Linked DNA regions of Mus musculus: region 1 is linked to region 2. Evidence: chromatin loops called from intact Hi-C (ENCODE). Cell type or tissue: heart. All regions are shown on one strand. Each heading gives the region's core, and the rest is flanking DNA. Links, peaks and the distances in the headings are about the cores only.

Region 1 (16,397 bases), core at 4,966-12,965, 210 kb after region 2:
AATCCTAATCTGTTCTATTAGTATGTATGCTTCATAGAGGACTCTGGATCTTCTGAAGAGGTAGTATGTAAGAAAGCTGACTTGTGACTCCATCAAGGGACCCCTCAGTTTGAAGTCTGTAGTGATTTAGTGGTAGAAGATTGTAAAGAAGACTATTGAAGCTGAAGTAGAATGGGACTCATTAACATGTTCCAAAGGAGAAATTTCACCACTAAGATCCAGAGAGAAGGACAGTTAATTCGTCAAGGGCAGACTGTGTATTGCACAAGACATCTAATAGTAGATAGACTAAGATTAGAATGTTACCAGTTGAAGAGAGGAGTATCTGAACTTAAAGTTATTGGGCACTAACCAAAATATGACATGGGGGAAGAGTGAAAAACCTCTCCATGCTCCTTCCCCACATTGGAAGGGAAGATCATGTGTGAGAGCCATGTAGAGGTAAGAGATATAATCTTTAAACATCTGAAACAGAAGCAATTGATCACTCACCAAAATGAAACTGAATTAATTAATGTGATATTGAGTAAGGCAGTCATATTAGGGCATTCTCTACTCTAACACTTTTGCCCAATTCCTGTATCTGTGCCCTTTGTCAGGAGACATTATAGTCTCTTTCTGGTGAGGTAAAATCAAGGATATATATACGTGTGTGTGTGTGTGTGTGTGTGTGTGTGTGTGTGTGTGTGTATATGTATATGTATATGTATATGTATATGTATATGTATATGTATATGTATGTATATGCATCCTGAAAACTAACACTTGTTATATAGGTTTGGGGGACTCTTTGTTGTGTAGAAACCTTGTCTCAGAAAACAAATAAAAACAAAACAAAACAAAACAAAACAAAACAAAACAAAACAAATGTATGTGTGCATGTGTGTGCACATATCTACATGCACACATATCTATATATGTGTGCAGGTAGGTGTGCAGGCCAGAAGATGACACTGAATTCCCTGGAGTTGGAGTTACTGTAGCTGTTTTGTGAACCATCTAACATGGTGCTGGGAACTATCTCTGGTCTTCTACAGGGGCAGCATGTGCATTTAACAGCCAAGTCATTTTTCTAGCTCCAAAATTATAATTGTATTTAGTTATCGTCTGCTTGTTCTTTTCACTGAAGGTCACAGTAGTTATAAATACCAAGTGGAGACACATAAATAGGTTAGGGAGTCTGACTAAAACAAATGTGCCATGTACAGTCCACACTGAAGCAGAGCACTACCCTGGATATGGACCAAATGAAGACATTTTTATTCGCTGGCAATCTGTTCTTTTCAGGACTAGGGGGTCACTAGTTTCACTAAGCATTGCCATCCATACCACTTGGGGAGGTGCCGCATTTGGTTCCAAAATGTACTTCCTGGCTCGGAATCTTATTGCTTCTGGCTTTGCAATAGACTTTCATTTCCTCCCTAAGGATGGTTTCATCCCATGGCTCACACCCAACTCCACGTAACACTTTTGTTATTGAAATAAAGTATTTTATAATTCTCACTTTACAACTCTTATTTTTCCTAATGTTAGGGGTACAGTTTGAAACAGAAGCTTATCACTGGCCTAAGGTCTTTTTAAATATTTATTTTATTATTAAAAACAGTGTGTGTGTGCGCGTGCGCACATGGGGGTGTGCATGTGTGTGATATATGTGTGTGTGCTTGTGTGTATCTGAGCACATGAGTGTCAGTGCTCTTGGTGGTCAGAGGCATTTGGTACTCTGAAGCTAGTGTTATAGGCAGCTGTGGGGCAGCTGATAAGGGTAATGAGAATAGAACTCAAGTCCTCTGCATAAGCAGTGTGTGCTCTCAATCTCTTAGCCACCTTTCCAATCACCCAACCCTCCCTTTATAACCAAACCCTATACAGCTCAGGGCAGAGCCCAGGAATTCGTCATTTGGAGCTTCCTTGAGGCATGGACCTAGATTGCCAGCAGCTTCCAGGCAAGATCTGAAGTGAGGGTTAATCTGGACAAACCTTCTTTTCAATAAGAAATGGCCTCAGAAGCTAGTTAGAACAAAGCAGAGAGGAAGTCTCTCTCTGCTCAAGAAGATGGCAGATGCCAAATATTTTGGTTTTGCCTCCATTAATAATGACATATGCAGGTTAGAAAATCTCAGAAACTAATATCATTTTAATAAGTCAGAAGAAAGGGGTGGTGATGGGGCTGCATTTATCACCCCAATGTCACTTGGATATTATTTAATAGTAATGATCTGAATCCCTAAGAATATTTGCATGTCTCAAGTTTATCACTAAAACTTCTTAACAAATGTATTTTTTCCCTGTCTTATCAGAACACAGAGAACTTCTGGAACAAAATGAAGCTCCGTTCATTTTCAGCATCTCATGCTGTCACAGCTTGTGCTAGAAATTAGATTTTGTGCCCAGGAATAGTGGAAATGGACACCTGTTTTGTGTCCAGAGTCTGTCTCCCAGCCAAGAATCTCTATGGAAGCATGCCAGACTGTTAATTTAAATGGTCTCCTCGGATAGAGCGGCAGTACATGCCCTGAACCCTGGCAATTCCCAGCAGAGGACTTATTTACTATGTGCCTTGCTTTTTTTTTTTTTTTTTTTTTTTTTTTGCTATACTTTTCTTTTCAGAAATGCTTATGCTTCCCATAAATATTGAGATAATCTCTTTGGTGGAAGCATATATTTCTTTTATGACAAATAGACCCTACCTACATTTACTCTCTCCCAGTAGGCTAAACTACCGAGCATAAATGAGTGACATTTTGCCATTGACACAAGTGTACCTGTTAAAAATAGCAACTACAAAATTGTCAATAGATAACAGGAACAGAGTGGAGGATGATCCTTCTTTCTTTGGTGGAAACATTCATAAGAATAATTAGGGCTTATACATAAGTAAAAAAAAATCCAATAAAATAGAATGAGACTCACAAGGGGGTTCAGTAGAAATGTAAAGCAACAACCATGCAATAAAAAATTTACAAAGACTTAGTCTGTCAAAGGATGCAAAGATGTCACCATCAACCAGACTGTTCTTTGAAGGTTCAAAGAAATAATAGGGTTTACTGATGCAGCTCAAATGTGTTGGGGTTCTTCTGTGGACCAGCACTTGGTTAGGGGAGTTAGGACTGAAGCTTTGGATGCTATGAAGACAAATGTACATCTGGACTGCAACTTCCCTCAAAGATATAGTACGAGTTTCTCAGTGTGTGGTCCAGAAAACATCTGCAGCATTCGCAGTAGGCATCTCTGTCTGGTGTTTATTAGTAAGAACAGAGATTAATTTCTGAAAACAAATGTTCACTCTCTACTTTTACCATCACCCAGCCTCCCACATTTTCATTTCAACCCATCAATATGTCCATTTTCCAGGTTTATGTTATGAAAAGTTCCTAACCCCTTAGGCTATTCATCTTGGTAGTCTTTTGAAGAATTATTTCCACTTTCACTTTTCAAATATCATTCCAGTAAATGAAATTATTTCTTGTGCAAAGGACTGAAGCCTTCTCCCTTTGAGTATGGGCTGTGGTAATCAACTGCATTCCAGAGAACATTGTATGGGAAGGGAGAAAATATTAAATTTATATTGGAGAAACCCAGCAAATCCTACATGACAAGATGATTCGGTTAGTTTAGCATCATAGGGGTGTCAGGTTGTTTGTAAGTATCCTTGAAATGATGTGCCAAAATTTAACTTTATCCCTTGGAGTCTTCAATAATAGCAGTTCTCAGCCTGGGTGTGTCTCAACCCATTTGGGGTTGAATGATCCTTTCACAGGGATCAACGACAACTACCAGAAAACACAGATATTTACATTACAATTCATAACAGTAGGGAAATTACAGTTATCAACTAGAAGTGAAAATAATTTTAGGTTTGGGGGTCACTATAACATCAGGAACTTTATTAAAGTGTTGCAGTATTATGAATGCTGAGAAAATACTTCTCCATGAAATCATAACCTAGTCTAAATTTGAAAAAAAAAATAAAACAGAAAACACCAAACTCAACTTTAAAACACTGTCCATGACACATGACCAGCTTTCCTCAAAATGGTTGAGGTCATCCCCAAAAAGGACAGTGAGGAAAACTATCACATCCCAAAGGTGAAGACAAAGACATACCAATCAAATGTAATACAGTACTCCAAATGATTCTTAGAACCTGAAAAGGCTATAAGTGAAGAAAACAAATAAGATAATGATATCTATATAAAGGATGGAGGTTAGGTTTAAGATGGTTCTGTTGTTGTATTTCTTCTCCCCCGCCCTCCCCTCTCTTCCTCTCCCCTCCTCTCTCCATCCCTCAGGGAAGGTGATGACACTTAACTAAACTTGCCCCAGATAAATTCTCTGGGATGTTGGCTTGCTAAAATGTTACTTCAAAAGACCCTACAATGTAAGTAATGAAAAGCAATAAAATGATAAATATGATTTCACTGTGCAACTGGTAGAACAAATAAGAATTACTCTAATAACTCAACATTGCCTTTATTAAAAACACTTCCTCTCCCAGTTTGCATAACATGTAGGTATTTTTATGCTCCGAGGCTCAGTTTTTCTCTGTACCAGCTCTTTCTGTAGACATGGTACATACAAGGATTTTTTTTGTGTGTGTGTGTCCTTGTCTTATCTTTCTCTCACTTCTTTTCTCCTAATTCTATATTTTCTCCACCTGTTATTTAGATTTGACCAAGACCATTCCATAGTTCCTCATGAAACAAAGACAAGAAAAGGATACCACACTGAACGGTCTAGGAGAACCCGGTCAGAAGCAGGGAGAAGAGAGTGAAGTCAGGGAAGGCAGAGAGCCCCATCAAAAGGTAAGGATTGCACTCTCCACATAGAGAGACAACTGTCTCCGATATACAAACCAGCATCTCCATGCCACAGCGCACGGAGACGGAAACTGAGCCCAGAGGAGGAATAAGATGGTTCTGATTGGTTCTGAAAGAGTAATAAAAACAAAATTCTAGGCCTTTAGGCCCAGGTTTGGGAATGTGGCCTTTGTGACTCAGTGCTCCAAGGTATGCTAATCATAAAACAGATAGCGACATCCCTCCACCCACCCACTTCCTTGGTTCAAGGAGTATTCATTCAAAGAAAGTCACCCTGACCCACCCTGACCATTTCGGGAACCCGCTATGCAAAGGTGCTACTGTTAGGGGCTCTTAGATTGTTAGGGGCTCTTAGAAACTGTCTTGAGAGTTAACAATTACCATTCCTTGTGACACTTGTGACTTTGTACTTCCTTGTAACTCTTAACTGGTATTTTTGGTATTTTCCAACAACACCCTTCCCACCTCCTTGAGTTGTAGTTTCTTCCTTTAAATACCCCCTAACCCAGTGACTCGGGGCGCCACAGTCCTCTACCCCTGCGTGGTGTATGCCCGTGGGCCCCAAGAGCGCTCTTGAATAAAAATCCTCTTGCAATTTGCAGCAAGACCGTTTCTTGTGGATGATTTTGGGGTGTCGCCTCTCCTGAGTCAGAACGTGGGGGAGTCCTCATGTTGTGAGTCTTTCAGTTCAAGTCCATTCCATACCATGTAAATGCTAAACTCCTTGCTCTGCGTAGACAGAACCTACACCTGCCCTGTTTTCTGTATTTGGTGGGGAACTGAGAATAAGACTAACCGATCTTCTTCTGTAAAGTAGCAAGTTTAGACAACGTCCTCCTTAACCGTGGCAGAGGGATATGAGAATTGTGGGCCTGGGTACCAGAGGTTTTCCACCAAGATCTCTGGCCAGGCCTGGTGCGAGGGGTTCCGGCGAAGGGAAGCGAGTGCGGGCAGGGAGATGAAGTCTCTGCCATGCCTTCCAGGTCATTCAGTAACTCCAAGCCGCTCTGCACTGAGTGGAGTTGGGCTGGGCTGACGAGAAGCCAACTATCCAGTGAGGAGTGTGGGGGAACCTAGGGTCCTGTGGATATTCCCTGGATAGGATTTATATACAGTTTTGGGGTGACTCGGGGTTCGACAGCAGGTACCTCTCATTGGCTTGGACTGAGAGTTTGGGGGAAACTTTATTTGCACGTGGAAAAGCCTGCTGCTGCTCCTACATCACTGATAGCCACACGCCTCTCCTGTGGGGACTGTGGGGTTGGTAACTTAGACAGGAGCCAGGGGTCTACGAGACATGATTGAACACCTTCTGTCCCATGTAGGTGGAAATCACCACCCATCGGGTCCCCGGGGTTCCAGACCTTTGCTCAACTGGAGACCAGGCTGTCTGTGCAGCCCCCTGCCCCACAGAGAATCACTATACTTTGTGTCTTACAAGAGATAACTCTTAAAGGGGGAGAGGGTGAGGGCAGAATATCAATGTGGACAGTGTACGAGTGTGGTGGGAATAGCCCTGCATAATCACAGGAGAACCCGTAAGCCCCTTGGCTTTAATTCCTTTTCTGTTAGTCAGGGAGGGAGATTTAATTCATCTGCGAGTTTACCTTGGCTCTCTGCCATGTGACTTTGCAATGCTGTCCATCAAGAAGTGGAGTTGTGACTTGTTTTGATAAACCGAATGTGGTGCAACGACACTGAGAATGTTCTGACTCTAGACCTCAAGGGATTTCCTGCAATTCTGTTTTCTTTCTTCAAACTTTGACTCTACCATGAGAACAAGCCCAGGATAGGCTGCTACCGGCAAAGAGACACTTGGCCTAGTTACCCTTGTCAGCCTAGACAAGACATTAGTCACCAAGTCCATAAACAGGGCAGGCTATCTCATTTGGTTGCTATCTTTTCCTAGGCTCCTTTGGCTGTGACAGTTTTTGTTTGTTTATTTGTTTGTTTTTGTTTTGTTTTTTTATTATCGTTTTGGGGGGAGGAGGAGGTAAACTCAACAATTTTGAGAAAAGTTGGTCAGTTATTTGGGATAATGTTGAGTAAGATTATTCTGAATTTTTTTTCAAAAGTAAACTGGGTTGAGTTTATGGGGCAAAGACCAAGAAGTAAAGTGACATTTTAGCCTATTTTACCAACATGATTGGTCTCTGATAAAGCTAGCCAGATCGTTCCCCATGAGAGCAGAAGAACCAAACAACTGACCCCCCCCCCAAAAAAAATTGCTGCTCTATGCAGTGAGGAACCAAATAAACTACTTTCTAACAACTAAGGCTAGGGGAGATACAACTTCCCAATTTAAGCTTAGTAAGCCAAGGATTCGCAACACCCAGACTTAGAGCAGAGGACGCATTTTCCAGGTCTGCTTTTGACCAAGAAGGGGATGCAAAGCAGCTAGTGCATCATCTTAGCGGCCTGCTGAGTGTTTCTGCAGACCACCCTATTCCCACAACTGTGCCGGCTCTCAGCTTCCTATGCCACTGTTACACGAGCTGGTAAGAACATCTTTAGAATTAGGAGCCCGTTTGCTTTGTCTTGAGGTCCTATTTATTATTAACATGTAATTTAATGTTAATATTTTTCACATTTAACGAATCATTTAACTAATTAACCTACCATGGCTCCTTTTTAAGTTTTCTTTTCTTTCTTCTTTCTTTTTCTCTTTCTTACTTACTTTCTTTCTTTTCATTTTATATGCATTAGTGTTTTGCCTTCATGTATGTCTATATGAGAATGTCAGAACTTGGAGCTACAGCCAATTGTGAGCTTCTATATGAGTGATGGGAATTGAACCTGGGTGCTTGGGAAGAAGCAGTACCTGTGCTCTTAACTGCTGAGCCATCTCTCCAGTCCCCTCCTATCGTTGCTCTTAATGCTCATTGAAGAAATAACTCAAGACATACCTGTTTCAGCTCCCTCACCCTTCTTTTTTTGACAGCCATTAACTGGAAAGTTGAAAAGTACCATTTGTTTCTGCATTTTTGACCATGAACAGCAAACAACCACGTGTTTGGTGTTCTACTATGTCAGAACTTGCTTTTCAGGGTAAAACAAGATAGCATGCAGTTATGTGACAAATTAGCTCTGATAGGATGTCTTGCACTACAGAGGCTCCCATGGTGCCTGTGAAAAGGAAGTCATTTGTTTCTGCTGAGTATGGATATAATTCACTAGACTGGTGATGTCTTTTGTGTTGCCTTGACTTACCTGGGGACTTTCTACAGGTGATGGCAAGATAGAGGTTGAGAACCAGTCTCTAGGATGCTTTGCTGAGTGTTGTTTCCAGAGGAATATCAGACACAGTTACTAGAAGACAGCTGGGAGACAGGCAAGGGTGCCCTCCATGAGAGAGGATACTTTCAGGTTTATTGTGTGTTACAGTCTCCTGGAGGAACCATTAGGAAACACTTGTACAACAGTGATTTTCATAGTTTCAGAGGCAACCTGTGCATCAGTATTATTTTAACCCAAGCGGTTCTAACACACAGCCAAAGCAGAGATTTACTTGTAAATTGGGACTACTGATAACTAATTATGCCTTAGCCCTGGTGGACCTGGCAATATTATAGGTTACTTTAAAGAGTAGTTTCCTATTCTGAGGGAAGTCACAGGTGAGTGTGGTTCAGATGTTGTAGGAGTGTAGACTCAGGTAGGCAGGCAGCAAGGTTAATTGCCCCAAATCTAACGTGTATTAGCAACCACCTCCGGTGAACACAAACTGCCAGCCTCCATGGCAACTTTTCAAGTTCAATTTTGAAGAACTTTTGTTCCTGAAAGCTGAAGGACACACAATGACACCCTCAATTACAGGCTAAATGGAACAGATTAGCTTTGGTGGTCAGAGGCTGCATCCCCCACCCCACCCCCTCCCGTGCCCACTTTAAATGGTCAGAGTTTCCGGAAGGGAGGATCTTTCTGCCTGTGGGGCTCCAGCCTGGCCATTGGAGGGGGTGGAGCGTCCCGGGTCTGCTGCTGCGAGGTGGTGGAGTGTTGTTTTCTCTTAGCTGGTTGGAGGACTGGATTCTCCTCATCTCTAAGAGGGAAAGTTCTGGCCAATCACAAGAAGCCAACTGGAGACTGCGAAAGTGGGGATGAGATGGCAAAAATCTGTTCTTGTTGCCGCAGGAGACGCACCTCTTTCGGTGCGCATAGATGCCCCAGAAACTTGTCAAGCTGCGGCTGGCAGCTGTGACAGTCTCGGCGTGCGTGGGGAGGGAGGTTGTTTAGCTGCGGCTGCTTGGGGCTTGGCACTCAGAATTCACTGTTTTCCCGACTGAAGTTGAACTCTGGGCCTGGAGTGGGGCCGGGGCTTCTATTAGAATTTTAATATGGGAGAAATGAAGTGAAGAGCTAAGGAAAGGCAAAGGGGAAAAACATGGGGCGGAAACTCCACCCCATCTCTTTGATTCTTGCCCACATCCCTCACCGAATCTGTTTCCTAACCTGTAAAATGGGCACTTAAATGCTTTCGGAGACTCTTACTGGCTCTAGATTTGCAGGTTATGGTAGAGAAGCAGGCAAGAGCCACTAGTCTGTTTGCCTTACAATCAAGTGGTATTTTGAGGACAGCATTTTGAGCCTTCTCATATTTTATGAGCAAAAGACGCAAAAGACTTTCCCCCAACCCCGAGAACCTTGGCTTTGATTTCAGTAACATAAATCTTGGGAGGACCCCCACTGCTACAGAGGGCTTTAGTTTCTATACAACCGAAGGGTGGGCTTCGGCACTGCAAATTAGGAATGCCCCACCCCCGCTTACTCCTGCTTGTTTTATTTTGTTTTGTTTTGTTTTGTTAGGTTTTGTCTTTCTGATCTTCTCCCGCCCTCTGCTCTCCCCTTCCCTTCCTCTTCTCCCCACTCCTTCCTCTTAGTGTTGTTTACTGATCTCCCAAATTCTGATGACGCTCTGGGCACCTCGCCAAACGCGAGGGCCCCCGAATCCACCCGGGGGTGGCATAGAAGTCTCTGGTCTAAGGCGAATCTCCGCGGGGCAGATGTAGGACTAACAAATAGTGACAGGGCAGTGAGTGTGCAGTGCCCCGAGGCCCCCGCGGAAATGAGCACAGGCTGTTTGGAAAGCCGGAGGGACCCCTGACCCAGGGGATGCCGCATCTCGCCCCCGCCGCAGCCTGCAAGGGCGGGGGTTGAGGCTCCAGCGCCCCGCAGCCGCAGTGACTCAGGAGGCCTCCCGCCCGCGTTCCTCCGCCACCCGCTCACTGCGGCACCGGGGACACGGTTCCTCCGCCCACAGCCTGCACCGCGTCCCCGGCGCCCTCCCCGCCGGCTTGCCCGGGCTGTGCCACCCCCACTTTCTGTCCGCAGAGGCGGCTACGCAGGAGGGGAGGAGGGTGTTTGCTCCTAGATTGTTCTGCACTGGGAGAGCTGCGGGAGGGAAAAGGGGAGACAGGACCATTGGAATGACTCAGGGTTTTTTGAAGCAGCTAAGCCATAACAGAGGCCTCACTCCAGGATCGGGGAAAGCCAGCAAGAGTCCTTAGAAGTTTCTGGCCTTAAAAACAGCTTCCTACCCAGACTCCCAGCTTGAATTCTGCAGGAGCGTAGAAATGCACTCATAATTTAAAGCTCTAAGAATATCTGTATTACTTAGAAAAAGGGAAATAGGGTCTGGAGGCCTCGAATATCCTCAAAATAACCATTCTGCTGGTTCCCAGTCCATCTTTGGAAGGTAGTTACAGCTAGGATCCTATCAGTATTAACTAACCAAAAGACACATCTTAGGATAGCTCCCACCTCCAGGAGCCATAGACTCTCCTGCTAAGATAGAGCTAGAGGGACCCTTCTCCCTCCTGAGTCACTGTGGCAGCAGATTGAAGAGGCCCCTCGGGGCCTCGATGTGCTTTTGCTTCAAGCTAGATGGTCAGTGACATGTTTCATAAAGGACCCGGTTCTAAGTCCTGCCTCACAGAGAGGCAGTGGGAAGCTCTCTGTTTCTCTAGGCCATACCAGCTCGATTCCCCCAAAAGAAGAGAGCTGTCATTTCTCCATACATCAGTCAAGATTCTGGAAGCAAAGAAAGACCATTGTTTACCGCATATCTTCCTGTCCAAAGTCGGTGCTAAGCTGAGAGGACCCTCCATGATCGCCACCTGCCATGTCTCACCCTCTGGTCTCTATGTGCCCTTACTTTAGTCTAGTCATGCTGTTTCTGTTTTTTAAACTCCCCGCTGATCATCTATCTCTGCCTCTGGGTCTTCGGGCATGCTGGATGGCCCCTCCACAGGTAAAGTGCCCCCCACCCCCATGCCTCAAAGGCCATCCTACCCAAAATAGATCCTGTCTATCACAGCTGTGCTGAGTTTTCCCCTTTTGCATTTACTTCATTATGCATTATTGTTCTGTAAATAGAACATCTCCTCTAAAGAATGAGTTCCTTGGGATCTAGGGCTTTATCTTGTGAATTGTTCTAGTGCCCATGGCTGGCACATTGTAAGTGTTTGATGAATATGTAAAGAAAGAAGAAGACCAGGCCATGAGCTTGCTCAACTTCATAAGTTAATGACCTTTCCTCAGAATATCTGTTGTCTCCCACTCAAACTGGTTGGCTAGAAATGATCTTGAACTGACGTCAGATTACACCATGACCTATGAACAAGCTGGACACCTAAGTAAGATGTAGATTTTAGTATTTCCCCGATCTCTCTGTAAGCTGAAATACCCCATTACTTTGGAATGTAAATATTTTAAAGCTGTTATTCAAATAGATGTCGGCATGCTCACAGTATAGCCAGTGTTATCTCTATATTTTTGTACTTCTCAAGGCTTGGAGGGATGCCAACATTTATAAAGCGTATGGACTTCTTACTGTAGCTCATTCAGCCCACTAAGTTATTGTAGTCAACTGGTCAACTGCCAGTCGACAACAGAATCCTAAGGTCTGTACTGGCATGCTGCAATGTGATTGCCACTCATCTGAGCAAGAGCCATCGTGGTAGTCATTTCTCTTCCAGCCAGTTGGTAGCCATACCAGCTCGTTCCTTTTCTTAGCAATTTTCTTCTCTATGGTTGAATCATATAAAGATTCTTATAAAGAATCGCTGCAACACTAGTGCTTTTAAAAATAGCACTATGTGAAAAAAAAATAACAGCAAAATTGGATTTAAGTCTTGGCTGCTTTATACACCAGCAGGGGTCACTTCTTTTTATTCTGAGCCCTCATATGAGCAGTTAGTGTCCCTTCTGCCTCCTGAGACCACCACTGTGAGGGTCAGATGAATTAGTGCAGAATAAAGTGCTTTGTAAGTGTCAGCACTGGGTGGGTACTCCAGCAACCAGCATGCTGCGATTAAAGAGAAGGGGGGAGGAGGGAGGGAGGGAGGGGGAGAGAGAGAAACAGAGAGGGGGGAGGGAGGCAGAGAGTGAGTGAGGGAGGGAGGGAGGGAGAGAAAGAGACAGACAGACAGACAGACAGACAGGTGTTTATCTGTGTAAAACACTTGAGAACTAAAGCCCCACCTTTCTGAGGGCTGGGAGCTGTGTATAAGCACAGTCAGTCCACTGATGGTTATTAAGAAAGGGACTCCGAACCAAATGGAAAATCTATAGGCATCAAGAGTTAAGTCTGGAATGAGCTGTGCCAGAGATGAAAGAGGAAGTGAGATCAGAGACCACACTGGGGGTGTTGTGATGTCTGAACCATAGGTCTGGAGCAAGAGCAGGTTGGAGGAGGCAGACAGAAGGCTTTGATCCAACTGAGATGAAATAGAGTAGAAAGGCATATGGGTAGGTAGAGCAGGGGCTGGTTACTCAGTCAATGTCTTATTTCTTCACCCAGTACTTGCCGGACATGATAGTTCTCTACCTCCTTCAGGAAGGTTTCCAGAGAACAACCCTTTTTTATAAGAGTATAGGTATCTGGACATTCTTCCCCTATCCTAGCTTAGTTGTTGCTTTCAAGAACTGAGGGATTTGAACCAGTGAACCACCCAGAAAGTCCTGTAAGTCTTGCTTGGATAAGTTTGTTGCTCATTTTTTGGCGGGCAAAAGAACTGGGTTTTCTTTTTGGAAATTATGGTACAGTCATTGAAGCTGAAATGGCAATCTTGCCCTGTACTGAATCTAAACCTTTTACCATCAGTATATCAAGTACCCATTCAATGTCTTCTACCAGGTGGCTGCATTGTCTTTCTTCATTAACAGTCCTCTAGGAGATGGACATCTTGTCATTTATAGCATATCCAGCTTCAGGCCACTATGCAAAAAAGCATGTGAGAAATGTCTAGTAACAGTGTGTTTTCCATAACCGGATAACATATAAAATATCTGTTGAATATTCAGTATTTTTAATCACACCTTTAGGGTTCGCTCTGTATGTTACACTGTTATGTTTTAATGGTTGTCACTTCTTTCCCCTTAGTTTTCCTTCCTGTCCTAATAATAGGCTTTCATAATTCTGTGGTGATTCTGATTCTGACATTGAACACCCCAATAATCTGTAACTTAGAGAAGAGTTTGGGGCCCATGAAAATGTCATAATCACAACAAAGGGCAGACTTTACTTGCAATTGAATTATAGTCAAGAAGATGAAAGAAAATTAGTGACAATATCAGTTCGCTATTGCTGTTTAACAAAATAGTCCCAAAGTAATAGCTTATAACATCAAAAGGGTCTGAATGAGAAGGTAATATATTCTAGCTCAAATAAGAACTACAAAAGATCATGAATACCAAGAGAGATTAAGCGCTGGCACAAATGAGATATAAGTAAGAATCCACTGCCTTCTGTTGAATGTCTCCAGGATATGGGGCTGTTACCTTGTTCTCTAAGCCAGTGCAGTGACTTCCTGAAATCAGACCATGTGTGAGTTAGACTTTTCTAGAAGAAGTTGAAAATTTCCCCCAGTGAATACCTCTTTGGCTGGTGGTTCACTGGTGAAAGTCAGGTCAGATTCATTACAGGTTGGAATCAAAAGAACTAGAGTTAAAGTCATCTGACTTGTGTGGCCATGAGTGGTCATTTAATCTCTTTGAAGCTTTATTTTTTTCACCCATAGTGAGTTTAAAATTTACAATCAAATATTTGCAATAAAATTCAAATTAAATATTTTGAGTATGAAAGTTTTTGTAAACTGTATGTCACTGAACATGTAAGATAGTTACTGGGCAGAGAGCATGGGGCCTGGGATGGGGCCTGTTTGTATTGGGGATTTGTGGATTCCATCTGCTTAAGTAACTCTCCTGGTTGAAGGATTTGCATCACTCTTACGACTTGTCGGCCTTGTTTTGTGGATAGCCAGGACTGAATGAAATATGAAGTATTTAGAATTGGTTGTAGGATCATCAGGGTGGAATTATTTGCAAGGGGCCAGAAAAGAGCTTAAAAAGCCAAGGATCTATTCACTAGGATCAGGTATTAGGTGTACAGAGGGCAAACTCAAGCAATTCCATTTCCCTTCTTGTTCTTCTGGATGTTAGTTCTGCCTCATGGCCTGTCCAGGATCTCACAACGTATCCTTTGCTGCAGATTTTACTTAACGTCTTCCTGTTGCTTTCTAGTGGTTTCTCTGGAGGTTGGAGGATGCCAAAGAGGCCATTGTCAACAAACAAAGAATAATGTACAGCTTCCAGAAGAGCCTTGTGTTTTCCTTGGCTTAGTTTTCATTTCACTTATGAAAATCTTGATTTTCATGAATTCATCTAAAATACATACTTATTTAACAACCTTAGGAGCTACATCATGCATATTCATATCTGAAGTGCCATCTGTTCCATCTCTTGGAGAGAGTCAGTTTCTAAGTGTGTACCATCCAATCTCATTCAGGAGGTAGCCCGGGGAGTCCATATGGCTTTTGGCAATTTCCCGACTACACCAGAACACAGGTTAAGGCCCAGAAGTGACCCAGGATAAGCATCAAGCCAAATGGACTGCAGTATAATTTGACTTTTCAGCCTGAGAAGGAATGACCAGGCATGGATGTTTTTGCAAAGTGCAAGTGATAAAATTCATTATATGGAAGTATTTTTTTTCCCAGTTCAACTATACAGGCAAGGCCAGTGGTATACCCTTAGGTTTTCTAAAAAGAAACATATCCATTATGTATGAATTACAGAGTATGCTTAAAATAAAATAGAATTCTTGAAAAATAAAGCCAGTATTAGTGAGAGTAGTATGAAGGGACTATAGAATAAAGAGTGTTGATGTCAAGCTCTGACTTTGTCTAGAATTAGGTATGAACTCTTAAGTCCAACATTTAATGATCTTTGCCTATTTCCTCATCTGTGACAGAATGAATATATCAGATACTACTGAAATTCTGCCCCATTTCACCATCTAAGACTTTTGTGCCTTCTCTACTCACATTACTAAAATAAAGAGGTAGAACCATCAATTCTAGATGCTATTCTACAATTATAATCTCTAACACGAGTACAATGGCATTGCCCTGTTAGCCATGCCTGCTCTGGGAAAAGAACTTAGGCACTATAAAATGGAAAGGAATGCAGTAAGACTTGGACCTTTAACTTCTGATATTTAAGTGCATACTTCACTTAAAATGTCCAAATATGAACTGGGGGTACGGGTTAGTGGTTAAGAGTGCTTCTGGGCAAGCATGAGGACCTGATTTTGAGTCCACAGGATTCTGATGCTGGCCATTGCCGCCCATGCCTAATACATCTTCAGTACTATGGGAGATAGAGACAGGAAAATCAATGGTTTACTGACCATGATTAACCAGAGTTTCGGGGATAGATTTTGTCTCAAGGGAATAACATGGGAATGATATGATTCACCTCTGGTCTCTGACAAGGTTACATGTAGAGCCACACGCCAGCACCAACACACACACACAACACACACACACACACACACACACACACACACACACACACACACACACACACACGATGGAGTAGGGGAGAGAGATTAGGAGGGAATCATCTCAAGAAAGAAAACAAACCAAGAGATTAAAACTGTCTGTCGTTAACCTTCCAGGACCACCAAATTAATAATCTTGGCTTCAGCGAAATTCTTTTAGTGGATCTTGACAGCTAATTTCCCCCAAGGAAGCCAGAGGGTTGATTAATGAGCATTCTTTACACATTGGCTTGCTTGTACTTTTACTTCTCTTTCTCTTATAAAACCTTCCCACCCCTGAACTGTTAGCACCAAAAGGAGAGACTATCTTAGTGGGATTTCAGTCCGTAGCTTTTTCTCTTGTTTTGTGACTTTCCTGGGAAAAAAATGAAAAACCATCTGCTCATCCCAGATAAATCATGGATGGCAAACTAAAGATACAATTCTACTAAAGTCTAACTTGACAAATCATTGGGTTTATCTGATTACTTACAGGAGTATGGATGATGGGTAACTTAGGGAAACATGGATGACTCAAAGGCAGCTGCATTATAGAAACCCGTACCTCAGTTTAGATGAGGAATTGTCACCTTGGAGCTCTTTGCATAACTTGCAGGTATCTCAACAAGTTGGAGAGTTCTCTCTTAAACATTTTATACTGCTTTAATAATCTTGGGGAAGAAAGGTCTTTGTGAATCTTGTAACTTTCACAGACTTCCTAAAACTTGTGAGTTGTATACTTGTATGTCTAAATGAGCCTT
Region 2 (16,397 bases), core at 5,581-13,580:
CCTCCATAGTAACATAAATCAAATTAAGCCAGCTTTGGTTTATTTTAAATGTCAGTACTATTAAAAGAAACTGGTGGGCCATTTTTCTATAACAGAAACGCTAAACCTTCAAATATAAGTGGTATTCTGGGAGCTCTGTGATGTCTCTAGTGTACCTTTGTAAATCTTTACTGTGATACCTCATAAATCTCTAATGTACATGGATTACTGTCCAGAAGCCTTAAAAGTAACATAGTCATAGTAAACTTTAAAGATTTAAGGCAGATTAAATGATTAGACATATAGTAATATATCTAAGAGATAATAATCAAGAGATAATAATCCTAGGCCTAGAGAAATGTCTCAGCAGTAAGAGACCTTGTTGTTCTTGCATTGGACATACATGAGTAAGTCCCTACCTACCTCAGCAGCTCACAACCATCTGTAACTCCATCTCCAGGAGATCCTACACCCTGCCCTGAGCTCTACAGGCACCTGCACTCACACATAACCACACATAGATACATATGTGTACACACAATTTAAAAAGTGAATAAAAATAAGTAATCAGGTGGTCAAGCCTGTGATCCCAGTTACTCCAGAGACTGACAGAAATTATAAGTTATCCTGGGCAACTTAGTAAGACTCTATTTCAAAACTAAAATGTCGGGGGCCGGGGGTAGCTAGAATAATAGCTCAGTGATAGAGCGCTTGCCTAGCCAGTGAAATGTTCAATCCTGAGACCTGAATTTTCTTGTTTTTTTTAAATACAGAGTTGCAGGTTGGTCCCAGGACCACATGCATATTAGGCAAGAACTCTACCACTGAGCTACATCTCCAGCCACACATTTTGCATTTCTAAAATGGCATATTTTTTTCATAAAAAATTAAGGCATAAACTATATAAGAGAAAGGTAATCCCAACACAAAATATTTTACCACTATATTCTTCTGTTTTCATAGTATATAGACAGCACTAAATAACTTTTTTAATAACTTTTTTCTATTGAAATAATCTGGAGAAGAACATAGTTATGCAAAAATGAGCACACTGAAAACAAAAATCTCAATGGTTATCAGTTAGTGAGTTGTAACAATGACTGTATAGCCACACACTGAGAGCAGTTAGCGATTCAAACAGGCTGAAGAGTCTGTGGCTGTAGCTCTGTGATAAAGCACTTGCCTAACAAGCACTAAGCCCTGACTTCAATTTGCAGCACCACAAAAGAAAAAAAAAAAAAAAACTAACTAGGAAGAAAAAAAAAAAGAAAGAAAGAAATGAGCTATCAATATAACAAAGATGGTTCTCAAAATAATTACTCATACTCCCTCTCAAATTAAAAACCATAGTACGAGATTCCAATTGAAATAAGAATCTAGAAAATGCTTGTTTATACTGATAGGTCAGCAGCTGCCTAGAAAAAAGTAGCTAGAGGAATTACCAAGGAACATGATCAAACTTTGGAGCGTGATAGGTATGTTCATTATTTGACTGTGATGATGATTCACCAGTGTTTATATATGTAAAACACATCACCTGGTACATTTTAAAGAAATGCTGTTATTTGTACTACAACTTCATCTCAATAAGGCTATGTTTAAAAGAAGATCTTTTGATTTAAAAAATGTATTTAAAAATCATCTTCCTGGCCTTGGGTAATGTATTTAGACCACCTTGTTTTTCAAATTGATGCACAAAGTGGAAAGCCAAAGAATTTCAGTCATGGGAATGTATAAATAAAATCTTAATAATCCAAACTTGTAATTATAATATAATAAAATATACAGCTACAGGTAATATTTTCATAGCTGCTAGTATATGCCAGGTACTTCTTAAAAGAATTTTTTTAATTTATGTGCATGGGGGTGTGACTGTGTGCACCTTTGCACATGTGAGTGTAGGCACCCGCAGACATCAGACACCTCTGAGTTCCCAAGAAGCTGGAGTTACAGGCAATCGTGAACTGCCTGACATAGGTGCTGGGAACTAAACTCAGGTTGTCTAGAACAGCACACAGCTCTTGACTCTGGGCCAGCTCTCCAGCCCATGCCAGGTACTTAGGAAGCACATTGCTTGTATTAACTTAGCTAACTCTCACAGGAGTCCTACCTTACAAGTTAGGAAACTCAAGCACAAGGGTGGGTAACTGTCTTTTAGATCTCAGAGATGGAGCTGGGGTGAAGGAAGTAGGATGTACAGTCAGGGAAGACGTTTCAGAACTGATTTTTTTACCCATCCACACTACATCACTACCCTTAGTAGCACTGTAAAAATTGCAAACAAGCAATATTTCAGTGTAATAATGTTTTCCTACATACTCATAAAACATGAATATCCACAATGGAAACATTCATGTGAGACTCAGTAAAACAAATGGTGTTCATTCTTCTTTCCCACTTAGACTAAGGAAAAGACATATATGGCAAAGTAACAATTACTGGGAAGCTGGTTGACAAGGTAACCAGTCACTGGGACATTGGTTCAACACCCACCCAACCTAATACTCCTCCCTGTCTCCATGGTATTTTAAGTAAAGCCAAGAGGGAAGGTGAAAACCAATCTTACGCCTAACAGCATGAAAACCATGTCTCAAATACCTTAGTGTCATCTATATTCCACATAGTCTCCATTTCTATCTGCAACTGGTCTGAAGTCTGGTTTAGAAGCTTCCCAGGTGACTGTCATGGGCAGCCAAGGTTGAGAACTACTGATTTTCTTTTCTCATACAAGAAGACACAGAAGAAAGCCTGGTGCTACAAAAAGCTAAGGTAAGCCACAGTCCAAAGTTTCCAAGTCACTATTATACTGTGCCCAAGTGCAGCTTCTACTCATTCCAAGAAACATGCTCCCAGAAGATGCTGGGATGGCTGGTCGATGATTACACTGAGCAACAAGGCCATGCTACCTGGACTATTAGCCTTACAATTATGGCTATATACAGTATCCAAGAAATACGAGAAGTGAGAACATGAAGTTGCTTGTCCAGCAGTGCTAAAAAAAAAAACATTAGAACATTATGTTCCTGGTCCCAGCTTTGGATATATCAAAGCAAGTGGATGAAAAGGAGGTTTCGTTTTGTTTTGTTTTGAAGTTTACTTCTATATTTTATAGCACAAAACTAGCTAAGTATTCAACAAATTCAATGAATGAATGAATGAATGGGAAGAATATACAAACACAGCTGATCACATTTTAAAGTCCTCTGGGAGCTATATTCACCTCTATAGATGCAGAAAGCCATACAATTAATGATCAAATTTGCTGTTCCATCCATTTTGCTTTGTTATTCTACGGAAATTCCCTCAACGTTATTGTCCCTTTAAATCTCAGTCTTCCTGAACAGTGGTGTTTAACAATTCTAATGGAAAGAGAAGGAATACCTAAGAGAAAAATTGTGTTAAGTCCCAAAATCCAAAACAAAAATACGTATTGGTATAAGATGGCCAAACAGTTCGGTCCAACTGAGGGAAGAGCTGGGTTATCCGAACGAAGTATCACACGCTCTTACCTACGATGGTGGCGGGAGGTGGGTTCGGGCTGTAATGCTTTGTTACTGTCCGGGGTCACTGGTGGACTAGTATAGTACCTGAACGGGAAAACTCAGACTAAAAAGGCGGCAGACCAAGCTTCAGCAGCTTTGGCTTACTTCCCGTTTCCCAGCGTCCCCTCGCACGTTAGAGAATGCAACCAGCGCCCAAACACAAGATGGCATTATCGACTTCATTCGGTTGGAAGCCACTGCCAGCACCTACGATGGCGCCCGAAGCCCTGGCTAAGGTAATGGGATAGCCGGAAAGAACTGCCCAAACGAAAAATGGCTTCTGTCGATGATATCAACGCTTTATGGAGACCAAAATAAAAATGGCGGCCAAAGCGGATTTTTTTTTTTTTTTTAAGAGGTTGGAAAAGCCACAAATACAATTGGCAGATAATGTATCACTGTACGTCAACGATATGTACTGATGGACAACAACAACAAAAGCCGTGTTTTTCGTATCACAAAACTATAGGGCAAGAGTAGAAAATATTTTTAATGAGGAAGATTAAAAGATACGTTGAAAAATAAAGGTGCCTTTCACGGTGCCAGAGAAAAGCGAAATAAAATATGTTTAAACATAATTTCATAATGCTTCGGGTGGTTCAAAAGAATAAAAGACTTATCTCTGAAGAAAAAAAAAAGAAAGGCAAAGCCAAGGAAATTAACCAACCGGATCCGGCACTGAATTGAAGACTCCCGACTTCTGCCAACCCCGCTCCTAGACTGGGCGGAAGTTTCCTGCATGGCGACAGGCTCTGTCTGCGCATGTTCGCTCTCTGACGTCACTCGGACCGGCAGGGCGGAGCCAGTTTCTACAGCTTAGGGCGTCCTGAGAGAGGTGGGAATTGACAACTGAGTGACAGGGCAAGGCGCCTTGTGATTGGTCAGAACAGAGGAAACGCCACCTAGGACTGGTAACAGCTTCATTCGTTCTACAAATACCTTTCGAGAGAGCAGAGAGCCGCACGCTCTGCCACCTTCTTGGTGCTGTGATGTGATGTGATGTGACCTTTCAATTTTGGTAGCGCGCACAGACAGAATACACGTCTGCCCGTAAGATTTCCGGTGACGGCCGCAGCTTTCCTTTGCGGGAGCTTCACGCAAACCCCGGAAGAGGGGCGGGGGAAGGAGGGGTGGTGCGCGTGAGCATAGAGTTGCGCATGCGCCTTCTTGCCGCGCAGGGCAAAGGTGGTGGCGCTCCGCTGCGTGGTTGGTTGCTGTGCAAGCGCGATTTCTGGTTTCTGGTGGTGAAGGTGGCCTGACCTAGAGGTGCAGCTGCTGGTGGGCAGGTGAGAGGGGCCAGGCCGCTGGTGGAGAAGCCAGCCTGCGGCCTCACCGCGTCCCCGCACGGAAAGGTCGCGAGTGGTTGGGACAAGGGTATTTGGGGGCGGGGATACAGAGGCACCTGGCTACCGGATTGGCCCAAGGACAGCTTTCAAAGTAGCTTCAGAGCGGGGCGGTGGTGGTGCACGCCTTTAATCCCAGCACTTGGGAGGCAGAGGCAGGCGGATTTCTGAGTTGGAGGCCAGCCTGGTCTACACAGTGAGTTCCAGGACAGTCAGAGCTACACAGAGAAACCCTGTCTCGGAAAACAAACAAACTAAACAAAACAACAACAATAAAAACAAAGTAGCTTCAGGATGTGACTATCTGATGATGGATCAGTGTGGGTGAGGAGGAGTGACCAATATCAGGTAGAGTTTGAATAGAGCTTCCTCAAACTCACATGCACAAGAATTGTAACTGAAATGACAGACCCATAATGCCACAGGAACTGGAAATACCTTTAAAATGCACGTTATTTACAGTTGCTGGCATCTTGAGAAAGCAATAAGTTGACACGTTGGGGGAAATGAACAGCCTAAACTACTCAAGGCAAGCAAAAAGACAGTTGTCATTCTGGAGTTTTACTCTCGGGTTGTTAGCCAGTTTCTGAGATTTACATATCTCTCATCATTTCTTGCTTTTTCCCCTTATTCTCTGAACATGACCCAGGCACCTCAGTGGACACAGAGTCTGGTTAGTGTCTGTTGATATCAAACATGCACAACCTGCCATGGAGAGATTACCCCAAATAAGCAACTATGTATAGTTTGGATGTGAGGTGGTCTGGAGGTTTTTCGTTATTGTTATTTACTGGTTTCTAATTAATTTTCTGAAGATAACTAATTTGTAATAGAAGTTAAAGTTGATTGTCATGTTTGCTCAAAATTTCTGGTATTGCCTAACACCTCTGTATATGTAGATTAGGTATCCAGAAGTTCACACATCTGATCACTTGCCAACTCTTTATTAACTGTCCTCAGACAAACATAAGTGCCATCCATTCTGTCTTTGCAGCTTTTCTGTGCTGTAAAAGTTTTCTTATTTCCTTCATTGCTTACCTGGCTTCCACACTTTCACACACACACACACACACACACAAAACCACAAAACCTGTTTCTTGAGAATCTGAAATTTTATTTTATTATTTAATTTAATTTTTTTGTTTCTTTGTTTTTTAGAGAGAGGGTTTCTCTGTGTAGCTCTGGCTGTCCTGGAACTCACTCTGTAGACCAGGCTGGCCTCAAACTCAGAAATCTGCCTGCCTCTGCCTCCCAAGTGCTGGGATTAAAGGCGTGCGCCACCACGCCCAGCTGAATATTTTATTTTCATTTTCTTGTCTAGCATAATGAATTGGAGGCCAGCACAGGTTACATGTGACCCTGCCTCATGGAATCTCAACAACATTTTTTTTTTTAAGGCAAAGGAAAAACACATCCTCCCTTTTCCGGTGATCAAAGCACAGTACCAGTCCTTACCTATCTATCACTGAGTACCAGTCCTTACCTATCTATCACTGAGTCCAGGCTGCGGCAGGAGCGTGTATTGCACAGCAGGTTCTTGATGTGGAACTCATTAGTACTCTTGCCAGTGACTTAGCTGAGACAGTACAGGTGTAAAGAGGATTGAGGGGAGATTTGAAGTCCAGGCGATAGGAATCTACAGTTCATCCCTTTAAGTTATTGCTTTATGACTCAGCCATATTGACCTGGTTTACTCGATTTTCTGAAAACTCGTTGGGAAAAACTAAATCTGGATGGCCTTTGTATGCTGTAATAACAGATTAAACTGTAACCCTGTTAGGAGTATAAAGGTTTTCAGTGACAATCGAGGTCACTAAAACAGTCGCCTGTAAACTCAGCTTTAGGACTTCCTGAGAATCGTATTAAATGTTCCTCGACACTACCCTGGAGTTTGGCTTCTGTGGTTGTTCAGCCTGAGAATTTACATTTCTACTAAGTTCCCCAGTGACTAGTGCTACTGATAATGAGACCACAAAACAAGAAAGTCATTTAGAGGTCCTAAGTGTCGTCACTGCATCTTAGGAAGATCATCTGAGATGTCAGGATGTGGACAGTCTTGAAGAGTGAGGGGAAATGTAGAATACATTATATCCAGATTTCTGAGTTGGATAGCTTAGTATATTTTTAATCTTGTATTGTTTTCAATTATGTATAGATGTGTGTCTCCTTGTTGGATATGTGCACTGAGTTGCAGGTGCCCTTAAAGACCTAAAGGTCTGTCAGATCCCCTGGAATTAGAGTTGCAGATGGTTTTGAGTCACCGGATGTGGGTCCTCTGCAAAAGATTTTAGCTACTGAGTGATCTATTTCTCCAGCCCTGCTTTCTCTTTCTTTTTGTCTGACCCCCCCCCCCCAATAAAATACAGGTATAACAGCAGTTTGGAAGGAAAGAAAGTTTGTTGTTGTTCATGACTCAGATCAGTTTGGTTTTTGTTGTTTTAATTAGTTGTGAGACAGTTTTATGTCATCTAAGTATTTGCTCTTTTGCTGAAGGATGGATGACCTGGAATAATGCTATCTTCTCAGTGACTCTCTTGTAGTTCCCAGGCCTGAGATTACAACCTTTGTTTCTTTATAGTGGAGAAAAATGGTCACAAGCGTGCAGAGGAAGATGACCTTTAAGAGTAGTAGGTTGACATAGAAGAGGGACCAATAGGGTTGGAACTGACAGCAAATGAGACTAGACCATAGGTAACAGAAGTACCGCTTACTTAATCTAGGCAGTAGGGAAGATTAAAATGAGATCTAGAACAAGTACATTTTTACAGACTGGACAAGAAATAGAGGGATCAGTATCCCATACAAAGGTAGAAAAAAATGAAAATCTCAAAAAGGATGAAGGGTAGAAATTGGCCCTTTGAATTTAGAGACAGATAAAAACCCTGCTGTCACACTGAGGGCCAAACAACTGGACACTTAATCCAGAACAGTCTGCATAATTTCCATTCTCTTTCCCCACACTAGTGCCAAGGCCAGATGACAATCAGGATAATTATAACTCAGATATAATAATATTAGATGATAATTTTAAAAATCAGTGGAATGGAATGGGAGACATCTGAGACAGCTCTAAATCACTGTGTCCTTTCTAATGAATCACAGACTGCCAGAAGGTTGGTACTTCTCAGGCATCCATCAGTTGCATTTTAGACCTTATAGTTAGTGACATGCTCATATAAGGTTTTCAGTATTGTTTGGTTTTAATTACCTTTACTGACATCAAATAGATTTCCCCAACTTAGATGTTGATCAAGCTGTCCTTGAGTGGTGAGTGAGAAAAGCAGTAAGATTGTAGAGTGGAAACTGTAGAATTCAACTGCAAACCATTGGCTCACTGGGAGTAGAAGTTTAGTTTTAATTTGGTGTATGTGTATTTACACGACTAGAAAAGTCTAACAAAATTTGTGCCATTTTAGGGGAGATATCTACAAAGTGTGGGGGGAGGGCAAACCATTCTTCTCTTTGCCATGCTGGACAGGTTAGGCGTGCACACAGTATGGATTCCTTTCCTTTAAATCTGTACTTGTACGGCACTATATGCTGCATGATGATTAAGTCCAGTTAGACATAGCTATTTCTTCAAAGGTTGTTTCTTTAAGAGGAAAACTTTAAGAATCTTCTCTTCTAGCCATTTTTTCAGTTGTGCCTGGTGTCTACACTAAAGACCAAACTTGGACTGTTGCTTAAATTGAAAATAACAACTGTTTTTATAAGGACAGTATTTTTAAAAGAACTATTCAAGTCAATGATTGGAATTTACAACTATCCAACATCAACATTTTCATTAAAGACAAAGTAATAGTTAATATCAGACATCCCAAGCACAAGAGCCAGGTCAATTAATTTTAAGAACCTCGCTGGTATTCTCTTCATGAGTGTTTTGTTTTTCATATATTTTAAGCCGAAGGAAACTTCACACTGCCCAGAATGCCAGCAGATGGCGCCCAGGAAACCTCATAGACAGAATAAGAATCTCTTTTTTAAAAAGTCAAAGAACCCTGTATTCAAATGTTAGTAGAAAATAACTAAACAATTGTTTTAACTGGCACTGTTACAGAACAGAGAAATCTGATATCGAGACCCAAGTGTTTAGGATTTTCTAGGACATGTAATTGCCTTTTCTCTCTCCATTTTACTGTCATTTCTTTCAGCTTGGGAATGTAACAATCACATAAAACCTGACTAAAGTCTTACTGGAGAATTGAAGAGATAAAATCTCCTAATGCAGAAGTGAAAAGAGAAGAGTTGCCATCATAGAAAAGAAATAGACTTTAAAGATACTTGTGGTCTGATGTATGTAGCTCATTGTTGTCCCTTGGTGGCCCATATGGATGGTTGCCCAAAAGACTAGAACAAGGTGGAGGTGTAGAACTTCGTTCAGGCAGTGTTCCTTCCGTAGTAAAAACGAGCTAGGGTGAATGGAGCTAATCTGAGCAGAATGGATGGTGTAACTATAAGATACTTGTGCTCTGATTTAGGGCAGAATGGATGGTGTAGACACTTGTGCTCTGATTTAGGGCAGAATGGATGGTGTAGACACTTGTGCTCTGATTTAGGGCAGAATTGATGGTGTAGACACTTGTGCTCTGATTTAGGGCAGGTAGCATGAGACCATGGTCAACCTCTGCAATCCAAGGCAGGCTCAGAACATGAAATGTGATGCACTAGGCTCATTTACCACTGTGACAAATGTCCCCACACACTGGGAGGCGTTCATCTTCATACCATTGTGGAAATTCTAGGTCAGTGCTCCCAAGCAGAAGCTCCTTCTAAACTTTTGAATAATATCCTTTTTTCTTTGTTTTGTTTCCATTTTTTCTAGACAGGGTTTCTCTGTATATCCCTGGCTGTCCTAGAACTCACTGTGTAGACTAGGCTGGCCTCGAACTCAGATTCATCTGCCTCTGCCTCCTAAGTGCTGATATTAAAACTGTGCACTACCACCACCCAGCTTGAAAAATATCTTTATAGTCAACTTATTTTTTAAATTTGTGTATTAGTAGTTATCTTTACTATATGTCTGCACACTGAATATGTTCCTGATGCCAGCGGAGACCTGAGTGTTGTATCCCCTGGAATTGGAGTTACAGATGGTTGTAAACTGTTTTTGTGGTTGTTGGGTTCCAAACCCAGGTCCTCGTCAAGAAAAGCAAGGCCACTGAGCCATCTCTCCAAGCTATAAGTGAAATTTTATTGAAATACAATATTGTTTGTGTTTGTTGGCATGATTTGAGACCATTTATGTTTTGGAGTTGATTTAATTTTCCCTTTTAATCTTTTCTTAGGTGTGCTGATGTCAACAGACTATGAGCTTTCAGAATCTCTGGAGAGAGTACAAAGTTCTGATGGTTATGGTACCATTAATTGGGTTCATACATTTGGGGTGGCACAGAATCAAAAGCAGCCCTGTCTTCCAAGTTCCTAAGGACGATACCACTGAGCTGGATAGTCTGGGACTTGCAAGTCCACCAAAGAGCCAAACCTAGGAGAAGTAGCCATCTTGCAGTTTTCAGGTAAGTTCCATTAAATCTGGTCAACAGTGTATTATTTCCCAGGAAGAAAAAGACTAAACTGAAAATAAATAAACTGTTATTTTTTTTGTTAAGGTACATCCAAATAGCCCTTTTTTTTAAGACAAAGATAGGCATATTTGCAGTTCAAAATAATTTATGAATAAAAATCACTGAAATCAAGAGGATGTGATTATATAATTCAAGTCTCTAATCCTTCATTCATAATCCCAAAATTTGAAAAGTTTTAAAAAGCAAAACTTTTGCATAGTGACAATTGTGGCATTTCTGTGTCTTTAAAAAACACAGAAATAGTATAAGAAAGTGCTTTCCTTTGGATTTCAGGTGTGGAGATATGGGTCTGCTTCTGACTGTCCCTCAGCAGCTATGATTTGCCTGCTGAGCTAGCAGAGGCATGGTTTCTTCAGCTGCAGATAGTTTCTGCAAGTGTGTGATATTTGGAATTCTGGAAACTTCAGAGAGCATAGAAATGCTAGGGCCCCAGGAGGTGGGGTTGATGGTTCTTTGTGGGTGAGGGGGGTTGTATGCAGTTTGTTAGTATTCATGCTCAAAGAAGAAACAAAAGGAAAGGAATTAGATTCTCTATCTCTGTCTTTTTCTCTCTTTCTCCTTCCCTCCCTCTTTCTATCCTTTTTCTCCTATCCATTGATATGGAGTCAAACTGGGAGGTGGGTTGGGAGAGTAAAAACAAAGTAACAAAAAACAGCTATGTATTTGTCAAACTCCTTTAGCAGCAAGACTTGATTTGAATTGACTTGAGGCAATTGGAAGTATTTCTTCCACTTAATCCTAAACTTTAAGTTCTCTGTAGAAATGCCTTCCATTCTGAGAATTGTGTTGATTGTGGTACACACTAACTTTTTTTTATTAGAGGACAGGGTATAGTGGCCGGCACCTGTAATCCCAGGATATAGGAGAGAACAATAAGACAGGAGGATTTACGTTAACATTTTACTTCCTGCTGCCCATAAATATAAAGTTCCTGTTGAGCTCTGTATGAACTAATAAACAGGATAAGTGAAGGAGCTTGTTTCCCTTGTAGTACACCGCCTTACAAAAATAGGCTATGGAGTACTGTGGTCCATGGCCTTAATTTACCAACTACTGTGATGGGCCAATCCATCTTGTCATTGGGCTACCCAATTATGCTGCTCAAATTCTGGACCATTTCTTTTCTGCTTCAATTTTGCCCCTCAATTAGTCACTTAGCCCAGAATGCATTTGTACAGAATAGGTAAAGGAACATGCTGTCTGCCTTCCAAATGCATCAGTGCTCTGGCAGTTTGAGTATCTGCTGTCAATTTAAGCGTGTGGTTACACAGTGTGTACTCCATGGCCATCACCATGTCTGCAGTGTTCAGTGTCCCTTCTTGCATCTTACTAAGTCGGTGCTTATGTTGGATTTTTGACGTGACCCAAGTAGTCTTTGGTGGAAATCTCAGCTTGAGTAGTTTTTGCCTCAGGCCTAAAATGAGTCAGTTTTACAAAGAGCCCTAATTCTCTTTAGGAGAAAGTAGTCTGCAATCATATTTTTAGTAACACTTTACATTCTCTTGATTTAGAAAGCAAAATTTTGTTGATGCTTCAGTCATCTATAGATTAGAGTGGGCCGGGCGGTGTTGGCACATGCCTTTAAATCCCAGCACTTGGGAGGCACAGGCAGGCAGATTTCTGGGTTCAAGACCAGCCTGGTCTACAAAGGGAGTTCCAGGACAGCCAGGGCTATACAGAGAAACCCTGTCTCGAAAAAACAAACAAAGAAAAAACATTAGAGGATCTGATGGTACATGCAGCAATCCTCATATGTCTGAAGAGAAGAGGCTCAGGAGTTAATTGTTACCCTTGACTACCTAGGATATTTGAGGCCAGCCTGAGCTACATGGGACCCTTTCTCTAGAAAGTAGGAAGACGATTTAAGATTTTATTAAAAATAACTACTATTGTTAAGATTTTGCTGAATCTAAAATAACCGTTGAAATAATTCTACTATCTTCACCTTGTTAAGTTGTCAGGATTTCATGCCTCCCAGCATGGACTTTACTCCCTAGGCTTACGTGGACTGCTGCTGCACACATGCATCTCCACTGGGATGTGATGACATTGTGTGGTGCAGAGATTGTGACGAGTCATGACCCCCTTTTCTCTTGGTTGGCTAGGACATTCTTTAGGGCTTCTGTATTTATTTGCATTGATCAACATTTTGGTGAGCATTAGTTAACTAAGGACTCTAAAAATAATAGACTAGTACTTAAAACTATAAAATTAACTCTGACTTTAACCGAGTCTTTATAGCATAGTTTGTATACTAATATAGTTGTTTTGCAGATTGATTCAACTAAATGCAGACTATACTAATGAGTTTGTGCAGTAGGAATACTAGCAACTACTGATTTAGTTTCTTGTCCTGTTACTTTAACAAAATATCCTGACAAATTTAAGGTGGGAGGGAATTTTTTTATTTTTTGGCTTACAATTTCAAGCTACAGTTCTTTATTGTGCAGAATCTAAGGTGACAAGAACTTAAAGTAGCTAGTCTCATATCCACAGTCAAGAGCACAGAGCACTGACGCACCCAATTTTCTTTCATTCTCTCTCTCTCTCTCTCTCTCTCTCTCTCTATATATATATATATATATATATATATATATATATATACATATATATATGTGTGTGTGTGTGTGTGTGTGTGTGTGTGTGTGTGTGTGTATGTGTGTATTTATATATGTTAATTTTTTTTCTAAAATCCTTTCCTTAGAGAATGGTACTACCCACACTGCAGGTCTCTCACTAATTGAGTAATTACCCCATTGAGTTTCCCATCACAGTGACTCTAGAATGTGTCAAGCTAACAGTTAAAATTAACCATCATAGCTATCTTGCTGTCATGTTATGTACAGACAGGATTTTATCTTTATACATTCCTATTCAAGCGTAGTTTCAAAGCTAAACAATGATTTTTTTTTTTTAATTACACCAAATAAAGAAATTTTCAGCACTGGAAACCGTTTTGTTTTGGACCTGTACAGGCGCTGGGCAAACTGCCACAGTTGCTGTGAGTTTATGTGTGTGCCATACTACTATGTCTGGAAGATGGTTTTCTTGGGAGTCATCCATCACCTCTAGCTTTTATACTCTTTATACCTCCCCTTCCACGTGGTTCCTGTGGTTTGATGAAGATTTCCCATTTAGGATTGAGTGTTTCAAGGTCTCTCATTCTCTGCACATTTTCCTCTTGTGAGACTCTGAGTCCTTATCTACTACAGGAAGAAGCTTCTCTGATGACGGCTGAACAAGATTCTAATCTATAATAGGAGTCATTTTATTGCCATGATCTCTTAACAGAATAACTGGGGTTTCCTCTAGGTTAAGTATCTATTTTCAGGTTATTGACCACTTTGGCAGTGTCAGGCATGGGTTCTGTTTCATGAAATGGACCTAAAAATCCAATCACGTAGTGTTTGCTTACTCACATGGTTGTACCACTAGTGCACCAGCAATAGTGCAGACAGGTCACTGTTGGAGGTCAAAGGGTTCGTAGCTGGGTTGATGTTTCTTTCTCTTAGGGTAGTGTGCAGAGTACCTTCTACTACTGTGAACACTAGTCAGTAAGGGTGAAAAAGCCTCAGTTTTCTAATGTGCCATTTGTCTTCTAGAAGCAAAGGAGTATTAAGTCCATTGGGTTCCCTTTCTCACTTCCAGTAGGCTTGTGACAGTTAACATTCTCTTTCTTAAAATTGAGCAGAGTATTAAAATTACTAAATTTGCTACCTATAAAGTATTATGGAATTATTCTAAATTTTTTTAATTTCTTATAGAAAGAAGCAACTTTGAATCTGAACTTGATAATAAAAGAAGAAATGAAAAACCCCAGTTGGATTAGAAAGAACTGGCTTCTTGTGGCTGGGGTGACTTTCATAGGCGTCCATCTTGGAACATACTTTATACAGAGAGTTGCAAAAGAGTCTGTGAGGTCTGAGGCCAGAGGCAGACAAAAGAATATTGAAGAATGAAGCAAAATAAAGACTTTGGATTATTAATGTCATTAAATTAATCTATGCTGGTTATTGTCTGAAACCACTTGATTTTGTAGCTGGTAATGCTGCATGTGCAGACTCATACCTGGAGACCAGTCTTTAATGTTCAAACACATGACAGTGCAATAAAATGAAAGCCATATGAACAAACTAAAGCTGCCTTCACAAGTTACACCTGAAGCAGGATGTCTCGGTTAGAAGCTAAGAAGCCATCGTTGTGTAAAACTGAACCATTGACAAGTGAGAAAGTCAGGTCCACACTTTCTGTCTTGAAAGGAGTCATAGCCTCATGCTATGGCCCTTCAGGGAGGCTGAAGCAGCTACACAATGGATTGGGAGGTTGTGTGTACACAACCTCACAGTCCTCAGCCCTGCTTCGAAACCTTTCAGTCACCCATCCCGTATTAAAGATCCTAACGTCATCCGTGCAGAATCACGTGTCCTGCTTCAGTGACTGCGGCTTATTCACAGCCATTCTGTGCTGCAACTTGATTGAAAATATTCAAAGACTAGATTTGACACCCGCAACTGCTATTAAATTAAATAAATACCTCTTGAGTCTCTGTACCAGTTATCTCAAGTCTGAAGCCTGTAGTTGTCGAATCCCAGTTGACTTCAGAAGTACACATACCTTCCTCAGCTTGGTACACAGTATCTTAACAAGCAAACCAGCCTGTATGCTCACCAGAAAGGAAACAGATCACATAGGTGCTTTGATTTTGAAAGCTTTTTTACTTACAATTCCAGAAAGTACAGAAGAACGAATGGTTTTAGGGAAGAGTATAATTGTTCCCTTAAAGGGCCAAAGAGTTACAGATTCTACTGTATTACCTGGACTACTCATTGAAGCATCAGAAGTTCAATTAAGGAGGTTATTACCCACTCAAAAGGCAAGTGGCCTTAGGGTGGCACTCTTCTGTACATCTTTATCTGGAGATTTTTCTAATGCTGGAGAAGGAGTGGTGGTGGCCCATTACCAAGTGTCCCTTGAGAATGCAGTTTTAGAGCAGTTGCTTAATCTAGGAAGGCGACTAGTCACTGATCATGTAGACCTTGTCCTGTGCCAAAAAGTAATCCACCCATCTTTGAAACAGTTCTTCAGTGAGCGCCACGTTATGGCCATCGACAGAGTTGGGGTGACTCTGATGGAATCTCTAAGCAAAGTGACAGGTAAAAGGCTCTCCTGGCTTTTGCCCATTAAAGTTAATGCATCACTCTTTCTGAGCAGAGAGGTTTAGTTTGTGTTACTGTTAATACCTTGAACATTTTTAGAAGCCACCAACTTTACAGCATTTATATCATCTGTAAGCATGTCTGTTGTTTCTAGAAAAGATCCCATTGCCCAGTTACTAAAAACTAGAACGGCGGTGGCCATTCCCAACCTCAGGTGTAGTCTGTTGTGATCTAACCCTCAGATATTGTATAGGCAGTTGAAAGGTCTAACATAAGTATAAGGTCTTAAATTTACAAAGCTTTTAAATCCTCTAACATTCAGGACATGGTTTTTCTGGCTGGAATGCTTCATTTTCTCCACTTTTATTATAACTCCAAGAAATATATCTATGCTGGACATTTACCAAGAATATCTATAGCTGAGTTCTTAAGATCAAAGGGCACTCTTTACTGACACGGATGCTAATAGGCCTGGCCCTCAGACCTTTAAAATTAGTTGGTGAGTAACAATCACAAACTCAGCAGGCAAAGCACACATACATGGTTAGGACAAAAATAAGTTGAATTTCTCATATGAGTCACCTCTCAAATCAATGTACCCATAACTGCACTGACAAGCTCAAATTATCAGTTACGTTCATTTTGATTGCAGTGGTTGCCTTTTGCTGAGCAAGGTCCACCTGTGTTTTGGGGCTAGTCATAAAGTTCTGACCACAAGCTATCACACCTGCCTTGTGAGTTACAACCTACTGAATTAAAGTTCACTAAAAACCATGTATGCCAAACATTGGATAT

The links. Peaks named below come from ENCODE experiments on the same cell type or tissue, not always from the same donor. Only the 100,000 strongest peaks of a DNase experiment are listed, where the experiment ranks them.
Region 1: a loop joins it to region 2, with 7 times the contacts of the local background. A loop is called at or near these places in 2 of 42 quality-filtered maps.

The regions. Positions count from the first base shown.
Region 1 is chr2:136,672,456-136,688,852 of GRCm38, reverse strand. It overlaps Gm32659 (a long non-coding RNA gene), which reads left to right. Exons shown (of 3, transcript XR_375013.3): 2 at 4,669-4,805. Among named protein-coding and RNA genes, the nearest start is that of Snap25, 33 kb to the left of the region's middle. In heart, for the core only: no CTCF peak of the experiment used is centred there; DNase peaks (open chromatin) are centred at 6,192, 6,582, 8,822 and 10,092; H3K4me3 peaks cover 2,072 bases; H3K27ac peaks cover 3,078 bases.
Region 2 is chr2:136,879,453-136,895,849 of GRCm38, reverse strand. Mkks (McKusick-Kaufman syndrome) reads left to right here and starts at 4,444. Exons shown (of 6, transcript NM_021527.2): 1 at 4,444-4,807; 2 at 10,150-10,377; 3 at 14,211-15,599. The coding sequence starts at 14,615. It overlaps Slx4ip (SLX4 interacting protein), which reads right to left and starts at 3,682. Exons shown (of 8, transcript NM_028834.3): 1 at 3,489-3,682. In heart, for the core only: a CTCF peak has its summit at 8,800 (motif pointing right); no DNase peak of the experiment used is centred there; H3K4me3 peaks cover 214 bases.